2 separate regions of the Homo sapiens genome follow, and region 2 is linked to region 1. A link is a contact called in ENCODE Hi-C data. All regions are on one chromosome and are shown on one strand. Each heading gives the region's core, a stretch centred on a gene start or an enhancer-like site at or near the end of the contact. The rest is flanking DNA. Distances are from core to core; before and after follow the strand shown. Region 1 holds the start of ZNF92 (zinc finger protein 92). Region 2 holds the start of LINC03011 (long intergenic non-protein coding RNA 3011).

The links. Hi-C counts contacts between places; a loop is a spot of excess contacts on that map. Pooled maps may share reads with other maps.
Region 2: a loop to region 1 is called in a map of CD8-positive, alpha-beta T cell, with 5 times the contacts of the local background. The contact joins the promoter of LINC03011 here to the promoter of ZNF92 in region 1. A Hi-C loop is called at or near these places in 2 of 168 maps with a recorded cell type or tissue (CD8-positive, alpha-beta T cell and naive thymus-derived CD4-positive, alpha-beta T cell) and 11 of 50 pooled maps.

The regions. Positions count from the first base shown.
Region 1 is chr7:65,371,897-65,377,115 of GRCh38, forward strand. ZNF92 (zinc finger protein 92) reads left to right here and starts at 1,959. Exons shown (of 4, transcript NM_152626.4): 1 at 1,959-2,104. The coding sequence starts at 2,102. RefSeq lists a silencer at 1,824-2,094 and an enhancer at 1,990-2,389.
Region 2 is chr7:66,490,271-66,495,483 of GRCh38, forward strand. LINC03011 (long intergenic non-protein coding RNA 3011) reads left to right here and starts at 3,362. Exons shown (of 2, transcript NR_134573.1): 1 at 3,362-3,467; 2 at 4,985-5,204. RefSeq lists enhancers at 951-1,556, 3,051-3,260.

The sequences.
Region 1 (5,219 bases), core at 709-3,208:
TAAGAAGCCTTAGCTGGGTTGGGCGCAGTGGCTCACGCCTGTAATCCCAGCACTTTGGGAGGCCGGGGTGGGCGGATTACCTGAGGTCAGCAGTTTGAGACCAGCCTGACCAACAAGGAGAAACCCCATCTCTACTAAAAATACAAAATTAGCCAGGCGTGGTGGCGCATACCTGTAATCTCAGCTACTCAGGAGGCTGAGGCAGGAGAATCACTTGAACCCAGGAGGCGGAGGTTGCGGTGAGCTGAGATCGTGCCATTGCACTCTAGTTTGGGCAACAAGAGCGAAACTCTGTATTTAAAAAAAAAAAAAAGCCTTGGTTGGTTTGTTATGCTGCAATACCTAACTAATACGTGCACACAGTGCAGATAGGATGCCAGGATTTAATGACAGGTTGATTACTGGTTGTTATAGTTACCTTCCAACAGTTGGCACCCTAAAAGTGCTGATTTTTTTTTCTGCTCTAAAGTTGGATGTTTTGTAAGATAATATTGAGTAATGCAGAAAAATATGTAGGCATGTTTGCATGGGATTGGTACTTGTACTCACACAATCCCCACGCCACAGGAGAAAACAGATAAACACACTCTGGCCACTAGGGCCAGGCCAAATAGCAAAATAAGTTTACCTTTAATCTGTTTTCTCTATACTTAAACACTGGAAGTGATGACTGTGGAGAGATCTGAAGACATAGCGTTTAATCTCCTGTGGCCCCATCATCTTTTGGTTACTGTCTGATCTCTGGAAGAAAGGTGGGCAACAGGTGGCCAGCAGTGGTGTACCTGTGGTTATTTTATTCTTGCTGCCCTCTGCTCTTTCTATGGTGACTATCTTGTTCCACCCTCAAAACTGTAGAAAGATGTTGGTAAAGAGAGGCTGTCCCCTCACTTCTGGCAGAAAAGGGGTGTTCAGACCCTTCACCCTCCTGATGTCAGGGCTGCATTTCAATGTGGCAGCTATTGGCCATGTGTAGCTACTGGCTGCCTGGAATGTGGCTGGTCTGAATTGCAATGTGCTAGAAAGGTAAAATAGAGTTAATTTCAAAGATTCAGTTCCAAATAAATATATATACTTTATTAATAATTACATATCACTCACATATTAGAATAAGGTTTTAGATATATTGGGTTAAATTGTTACAATCAATTTCACCTGTTTCTTGTTTCTTTTTAAAGTTTGGCTGCTAAAAAATGTACAATTCACGTGTCGCCCACATTTTATTTTAGAGGATTGCCTTCTTTTTAAAATTTCAGGCTGCCTGCTTAAAAAAACAGAAGTTGGCCGGGCTCTGTGGCTCACACCTGTAATCCCAGCACTTTGGGAGACCGAGGCGGGCGGATCACAAGATCAAGAGATCAAGACCATCCTGGCCAACATGGTGAAACCCCGTCTCTACTAAAAATACAAAAATTAGCTGGGTGTGGTGGCGTGCGCCTGTAGTCCCAGTTCCTCGGGAGGCTGAGACAGGAGAATCGCTTGAACCTGGGAGGCGGAGGTTGCAGCGAGTTGAGCTCGTGCCACTGCACTCCAGCCTGGCGACAGAGCTAGACTCTGTCTCAAAAAACAAAAACCAAAAACAAAACAAAACAACAAAACCAGAAGCCAGGAAGGTCATAAAATCTGAAAATTTTGAATAATTGGTATTATATTCTTTGCATTTGTGAATAGACATATAATATACTATTTATAAATGCATATGGCCTTATTCACAAGGTTAAATGCAAATACTGTCTGGGGTGGGCCTGACTCAGCTCAGGGAGGAAGCCCCGTCTGAAAAGGCTGCAGCTTAGGCTGTCACTCTTCCTTCAGTCCAGCATCTGATCACATCTCCCGTCACTCAGGGCCCGAAGGGGCGGGGCCTTAAACGTTATCCAATCAGGAACGCTGGGCTGGGAACCATCCAATCAGGCACGCAACTGGAGCGGACAGCACAGCTTCCGGGATTTGGCGGGGCCTTTGTCTCTCGCTGCAGCCGGCGCTCCACGTCTAGTCTTCACTGCTCTGCGTCCTGTGCTGATAAAGGCTCGCCGCTGTGACCCTGTTACCTGCAAGAACTTGGAGGTTCACAGCTAAGACGCCAGGACCCCCTGGAAGCCTAGAAATGGTGAGCCTGCTGGGTCCCACATCCCGAGAGAGGGGGAGGGTCTGGCTGGAACCGATTGGAAGTGGCTGTGGCGGGCCTCGGGCCTTCCCGCAGTCGGCTCCGAGATCCGCGGCCCGAGTTCTCCTTGGCGCAGCTCGGCCCTCAGTCTCCTTCAGCCATAAGATGGCGGCTGGGCTGACAGCCGGGACCCCGGGCGTCCTGTCTCCTCCCTGCGCAGTGACTGTGCTTTGGCCTGGAGCCCTCCCTGGGCAGCTCTGCACCCGCAGCGTCGCATCTCTCGCCGAGTGTGCAGGGACGACGGGAGAATAGTAAAGAGAAGAATCCTGACTCGGGGTGCGGGGTTTATGAATGGGAAGAGCTTTGGTCCGTGTGGTTCTCAGGTCCTCTTTTTTCCTATTAAAAATTTATGGGAGTCAAGGTAAAAATATTGAAGAATTTAATCAAAGAGCGATTCAGGAATTTTAGAGCACCCAGCTATGATTTGTAGTTTGTGGTCCGTGGGAGGGGCTTGAAGGAAACACTTTTATAAGATGCATAATGAAAAAAAACAAGTTTAATAATTGGTTAGGTACAGTTACGTCGTTTTTTAATTTGTATGATTAAGGTAGAAATTTCCTGGTCATGTAATCAGAGATTGTCAGTTTATAGTTGGTTAAGCCTGAATTTTGTTCCCTCGGTGTTATTTACCCTCCCCTCCCCCCGCCAAAAATGCATTTGAATTATATTTTTTTTAAAGTAGGAACCCAGGGACTAGAGCCACCTCAATCTAATTGCCTGCCACTTAATTATTTTCACATCCACAGGGGACTGATTTTCCCCTGCAGTTTTCACATGTGTCCCAAGCAGGGTCTCAAGTCTACCCCCCATCCCTCATTCCTCCAGCTTAATTCTGGCTTGCAGTAAAATACTAAATTTCCAGTTCCTTCTGACATTCCCAAATGCCAACTTACCCTCCCTAATTCGCATTAGCAAGTGTGTTTCCTTTAGTGTACATTTTCGATGGCATATTTTAATTAATCATTTTTGGCAAAGCATTGGATGGCACGTTTTAAAAGATTTGTTTCCTGTTTGTAAATATTTCCTATGAGAAGAAAGCAAAGAATAATCCCCTAACATTGTATTGTAAATCTCTGTGCCTCTTTTCTTTTTATCTTCCTTAGGCACAGAGATCTTATCAGAATGTTTTTGGGTCATGGTTGCTTTCCCTTTGGAAACTTTATGGGGTGATGTGTTCTCAGCCACCCTTCAGTTCTTTTTCTGGTCCTGGGTTTTAGTACTGTCTGGGGCAAGATACCTACCATGGCAATGTCGCTAGAGTGTCTAGTAAATATCAGCTCCTGGGTCATTTTCTCTCGTAGAATAACCTGAAGTATGGAATGTAGCTTCTCAAGGGAGCAGGTGGATGCCCTGGGGCTGAGAAGCATCTCCTGGGCTACTCTTCCTTTGAAAAGCTTACCCCTTGAGATATTAAGATTGTCTTCACTCAACCCAGCTTTCATTTCTTGGAGAAACATTGCTGGTCAGCCAATCAGATGCTGGTACTGGGAGGAAAACACCAAAATTATTTCTGTCCCCAGGATTCTCTAAGATTTGTGGAAAAAAAAAAAGTATTCCAAAAGATACAACAAAACCTGACCTGGAGATCGAGACCATCCTGGCCAATATGGTGAAAGCCGGTTTCTACTAAAATACAAAAAATTAGCCAGGCATGGTGGTGCATGCCTGTAATCCCAGCTACTCGGGAGGCTGAGGCAGGGGAATCGCTTGAACCCGGGAGAGGGAGATTGCAGTGAGCCAAGATCATGCCACTGCACTCCAGCCTCGAGACTCCGTCTCAAACAAACAAACAAAAACAACCTGATCCCAGTGAGATGGTACAAGAACTTGCAAAGTAAAATACACCTGGGGTATAGTGTCTTCTGAGAGGGTGGTTATTGAGTCTCCCTCTATTGCCCAGGCTGGAGTGCAGTGGCGTGGTCTCGGCTCACTGCAACCTCTGCCTTCTGGGTTCAAGAGATTCTGCTGCCTCAGCCTCCCGAGTAGCTGGAATTACAGGCACGCACAACCACACCCGACTAGTGTTTTGTATTTTAGTAGAGACTGGGTTTCACTCTGTTGCCCAGGCTGGTCTCAAACTCCTGAGCTCAGGCAGTCCACCTGCCTTGGCCTCCCAAAGTGCTAGGATTACAGGCGTGAGGCACCACGCCTGCTGACAAATCTGTTTTCTGATCAGCACTGCTACTTCCTGGGTTTGTCACCTTGAAAATATTTTTTTTTACTTATTTTGACTTTCATTTTATTAGGGCTTGAAAGGTAAGACATATTTACAAAGGGCATAAAAGAGGTGAGTTTCAGGAAAAAATTAATATCTAATCACATATTCCATTTGCTAAAAATTCTTTTACCTTTTTTGTTTTTCCCAGAATGAGTTTAGGAATTTTCTCACTTGTTTTTGTTGTTTCTTGAGACAGACTCTTGCTCTGTCACCCAGGCTGGAGTGCAGTGGTGTGATCTCAGCTCACTGTGACCTCTGCCTCCCAGGTTCAAGCGATTCTGCTGCCTTAGCCTCCTGAGTAGCTGACATTACAGGTGCGTGCCACCATGCCTGGGTAATTTTTGTATTTTTGGTAGAGACAAGATTTCACCATGTTGGTCAGGCTGGTCTTGAACTCCTGACCTCGTGATCTGCCCACCTTGGCTTCCCAAAATGCTGGGATTACAGGCGTGAGCCACCGCGCCTAGCCCACTTGTGTTTTTTATGGCTGGGTAATTACAAACATAATTCTAAGGCTTAGCTTTTAGAATGCTACCAAGGAAAAGAATAGAGATAATCTCTCTTCCATTTTGGCTGTAGAAAATGAATACATTTCCACAAGAAAATATGGTAGATAATTGGTGAGTTACATAGATTCACTTTGCAGAGTAAATTTGTTACAGCGAATATGTCTGTTCTATACCATGTTATCTTGATGTCTGAGTTTCACGCTAAATTTTACGAGATTAAACTTGGTACCTACTAAAAGTGTTCCCATATGACTACGTGATTTTTAATGGAAATAATAAAATAATAAATCTGTTGTCTGAAGGTAATAGATACTTTTGCTTTTCTTATTGA
Region 2 (5,213 bases), core at 2,112-4,611, 1.1 Mb after region 1:
GGAGACTATAAGAGAAGTTTTAAAGTTTAGTACCTCTTTTTAGTCTTTTAATTCTGAAAAGCAGAAGGGCAGAGAAGATCAATCAAATTAAACACAACAGCAGGGAGGCCACAATGAGGTCTCCAGGGGTCTTTTAGCAAACTTCCTAAAACATGTCTCAGCTGTGTGGAAATAAGATTTTACAGTGGTGGTGGTGCAGGCCTGTAATCCTAGCCCTTTGGAAGCAGAGGCAGGGCAGATCCTTTGAGCTAAGGTCAACACAGCAGAAACCCCCCCTCCCCTCCCCGACCCCCCAGTCCCATCCCCGTCTCCACCAAAAATACAAAAGTTAGCCAGGTGTGGTGGCAGACAGCTGCAGTCCCAGCTACTTGGGAGGCTGAGGCAGAATTGCTTGAACCCAGGAGGCAGATGTTACAGTGGGCCGAGACGGTGCCACTGCCAGCCTGGATGACAGAGCAATACTCCGTCTCAAAAAACAAAAACAAAAACACCAGGTTAAGAGAGACCCCAGACCTTACAGATACAAGTTTAACAGGGACCCCAAAGCAAAAAATCCCAACCCTTTTTCTCCCAATCATTGAAACACCAGGAGGGTGTAATAGTTTTGCAGCCTAGCTGTAGTAGGCTGATGCCCCCAAGATGCCCACATCATAATCCCTGGAACCAGTGAACATGACCTTATATGGCAAAAGGGGCTTTGCAAGTATAATGAAGTTAAGAGTCTTTGGCCAGCTTGTCCCCACAGGGTTTATGTACTCACCTGGATCCTTATAAGAGCAGAGCAGGTGATGGAGAGCGGTGGGAGGTGTAGTGATGAAAGCAGGAAACGCGAGTCATTCGAGAAGGGCAGCACAAGCTGAGGAGTACAGGCCGCCTCCAGGGCCAGGAAACGGATTCTCCCGCAGAGCCTGGAAAGGCACTGACCCTGCTCCCACCTTGACTCAGTGGGACTGACTTTAGAATTCTGGCCTTCAGAAATGTAAAGGAATACCTCTATGCTGTTTTAAGCCACTAAGTGTGTGGTAATTTATTGCGGCAGCAACGGGGAACTAGTATTGTAGTGAAGCCTCAATACCCACCTGAAGGGGCCAGGCGCAGTGGCTCACGCCTGTAATCCCAGCACTTTGGGAAGCCGAGGTGGGCAGATTACTTCAAGTCAGGAGTTCCAGACCAGCCTGGCCAACATGGTGAAACCCCGTCTCTACAAAAATTAGACAGGTGTGGTGGCGCATGCCTGCAATCTCAGCTACTCAGGAAGCTGAAACATGGGAATCACTTGAACCCGGCAGGGGGCGGGGGAGGGGGTGAAGGTTGAAGTGAGCCAAGATCATGCCACTGCACTCCAGTCTGGGAGACAGAGTGAAACTGTGTCTCAAAAAAAAAAAAAAAAAAAAAGGAAAAAAGAAAATGGCTTTGGCAGAGGGGCTGGCCAGGCAGTGCCTTCCCTTGGGTTTCTCCTGGGTAGGCCTCTGCCATGAGGAGGCGCTTCCTTCTGCCTGTCCATGGCCCACAGCAAAGGAATGTCTGCTTCTGGGGGTTGGATGGGGGACTGCTGGCAGAACTGGAAACCTTCTTCAGGTGGGTTTTTTTTTTTTTTTTGAGACGGAGTCTCACTCTGTCACCCAGGCTGGAGGGCAGTGACACAATCTCAGCTCACTGCAACCTCTACCTCCCCAGTTCAAACGATTCTCCTGCCTCAACCTCCCGAGTAGCTGGGATTACAGGAGCATAGCATACCTAGCTAATTTTTGTATTTTTAGTAGAGACAGGGTTTTGCCATGTTGCCCAGGCGGGACTCGAACTCCTGGCCTCAAGTGATCCACCTGTCTCAGCCTCCCAAAGTGTTGGGATTACAGGCATGAGCCACCGCCCCCAGCACTCGTCAAGGTCTTTGATGGCAGGTTTTTCCAGGTGATCAGTCCTTGTCTGGTCTGGCTCTGTCCCACTCTCCCTCTCACCAAGTTCGAACCCCTAGCTAGTTTTCAGAGGAGTAGAGTGTGTACCCCAATCCCAACTGGGTATGGTTCAGATCTGCATTTAACTCATGAAGCCTGGCTGCTCCGCAGGTCCTGGAGAAAAAAAGAGTCTCGCTGCAGGTATGATACAGGACAGGCTTGTCCCCAGGACCCGCCTGTCCCCAGGAAGAGGGAAGCCCAATGTCCCACCAGGTTGGCAGGGCTGGGGAAGGGAAAGTGTTATAGTAGCCCCAAGACTAAAAAGAGGCAGCAGAGGGAGCAGGACAGTGCTCCCATGGAACTCAAGCCGCTGCCTGAGTGAGGTGAGGGAAGAGTGCACCCACTGACATCAGGGGGCAGAGAGGTGCGGTTCCAGCGCGGCTTTTCCCCTTGCGTCTTGCCATGTGACTCTGATCCCCTCCAGGTGAGCCTGCCCACTTTGGGCCCAGGGTTGCCGCTGGGGCCTGTACCCAAAAGCAGCCCCCCATGGCCATGACCCCACTCCCAGGAGTGGGGCAGAGCAGGGAGGAGTCCTGGAAAGAGGAGACGCAGGGACAAGAAGGAATGGGCCTCAAACTCCAGGAGGGGGACCTTCTCATGGGTCCTGTTTTCTGGTCTCTCCTCGCTTACCCCTGGGCTGATCACCCTGGGAAGAACTGAGCCAAGGTTTCTCACCCTCAGGTCCAAGGGGTTCAATTACCGGGCCCTTAGGGAGATGCGAGCCCCCTAAAACGATGCAAAGTTCCTGGCCTAATTTTTATATTTTTAGTAGACATGGGGTTTCACCCATGTCTACTGATCGGAATGCCTCGAGCACACAAAATGTTGGAATTTACAGGCGTGAGCCAACGTGCCCGGCCAGCCCTATTTATTTCAGCCTATACATTTTGCACTTGTTAAAAGTATTTGAACATACAATTATCATGTTTTCTTTAAGCAGTCCCTCCCTGTTGTACACTTGGATAGTTTATTTTTTTAGACAAGGTTTACCTCCGTCTCGCAGGATGGAGTGCTGTGATGGGATCATAGCTCATTGCAGCCTTGAACCTTGGGGTTCAAGTATCTGGGAAGCTGAGGTGGGACTACAGAGATGGGGTCGCGCCATGTTGCCCAGGCAGCTCTTTAACTCCTGGCCTGAACGGATCCTTCCGCCTCGGCCGAGCCTGGACATAGTTTTCTAGTTTTGACCCACAGAAACACTGTGCTGGGTCGGAGTTTGTCAACCACCCTTCTCCAGCCAGCAACACACAGAACATGGCGGGGAAGTCGCGGTTACCAGGCTCCACTCCGAGGAAAAACCAGCGCAGCTCCAGGCACTGTAGCGCCACTGTGACGTCGCCGAAGGCCGGCGCTATTACGACGCCGGAAGGCCCGCGCCTGTGACGTCAGCTGAGGCGCGCCCCTGTGATATCTCACAGGCCCGCCCCTTCTGTAGAACCAATCGGAACTCGAGGCGCAGCGGCTGGGTATTCCAGGAGAGCGCATGCGCAGACGCATGGCCACAGACTGCCGGTCAGTGTCAGCAGGCGGTGGGTTAGGGTCCGCAGGCCCAGACCAGGCCGCCGACACCAATAAGCTACAAGGAGGAGCTTTACCGCTGCCTGTACTACTACTGCCTGCGCTACTTCCCAGCCTGCGGCGTAGGGCGCAGCAAGGGCCTGACGCTTAGCGAGCAGGCGCTGCGCACCAAGCGGCTGTCGCCTGGAGGGCACGTTCAGGCAGAAGCTCCTCAGTGGCCACAAGTCCGCTAGCTCCGGCTACAGCCCTTGCCGCACACTCGCGTCACCTGAGCCTGTGTAGGTGCGCCCCCCAACTCCTCCCCCAGCCAGGTCCCGGGGACGCCGGCAGCGTCCCCCACCCCTGGCGCCGCTCATCCTGGGCAGGATCGGCCCCGTCTGAGGCTGCACCGCATTAGGGAGCTGCACCCCTCGGCTTGACCTCTGATGGCCGTTGCAACAACATCAAAGCCTTTGGAACTTTGTAGGGGGTACGAGGGGCTAGGAAACCAAGAAAACATCTTTTTAAAAATATAAGCGATCGGGCCGGGCGCGGTGGCTCACGCCTGTAATCCCAGCACTTTGGGAGGCCGAGACAGGTGGATCACGAGGTCGGGAATTCAAGACCATCCTGGCCAGCATGGTGAATCCCGTCTCTACTAAAAATGCAAAAATTAGCCGGGCGTGGTGGCGGGCACATGTAATACCAGCTATTCGGGAGGTTGAGGCAGAGGCAGACAATTGCTTGAACCCGGGAGGCAGAGGCTGCAGTTAGCCGAGATCGTGCCACTGCACTCTAGCCTGGGCGACAGACCAAGACTCCGTCTAAAAAATAAAAAACTATATATATGTGTGTGTATATATATATATATATATGCGATGGAGCCCGGGAGGTTGAGGTTACTGTGAGCCGAGATTACACCACTGCACTTCAGCCTGGGTGACAGAGGGAGACCCTGTCTCTAAAAAAAAAATATATGCAAGTGAGAGCTTTTCTTCCAGTGCTCATGCTCAGACTGAAGAAAGTTATTGGGCCGGCCCAGTGGCTCACACCCGTAATCCCAGCACTTTGGGAGGCCTAGGTGGGCGGATCCCTTGAGCTCAGGCGTTCCAGACTAGCTTGGGCAACATGGTGAAATTCGGTCTCTACAAAAATACAAAAAATTATCTGGGCGTCGTGGTGGGCGCCTGTAGTCCCAGCTACTCAGGAGGCTGAGGCAGGAGAGTGGTGTGAACCCGGGAGGCGGAGCTTGCAGTGAGCGGAGATCGCTCCACTGCACTCCAGCCTGGGCCACAGAGCGAGACTCCATCACACACACACACAAAAAATTAGCTGGGCATGGTGGCACGGGCTTGTAGTCCCCTCTGCTTGCGGGGCTGAGGCGGGAGGATCGCTTGAGCCCAGGAGGTGGAGGCTGCAGTGAGCGGTGATCTCGCCACTGCACTCCAGCCTGGTCGACAGAGTGAGACACTGTGTCAAAAAAAGAAAAAAGAGAAAGTAACTGATCTGTGTTTTTGTCTGATTTCCTACAGGATGCCGAAGGACCTGTTCAAAGTATTTTCTGTAACTCCAACTGTAACTTGGTTCTAGGAGGAGAGAATCCATGTTTGGTCAACAGAACTTTTCGCCGCCACTTAAGTTTACTGCTTCAATATCTTTTCCTTACTAATTGATTGTTAATTAAGTAGTGTCCAAGTGAGTTAGCCTTTTTAGGGTTGATTAATTAAAAGAGCAGCAAGAATGGCATTTTAACTCTTCTGG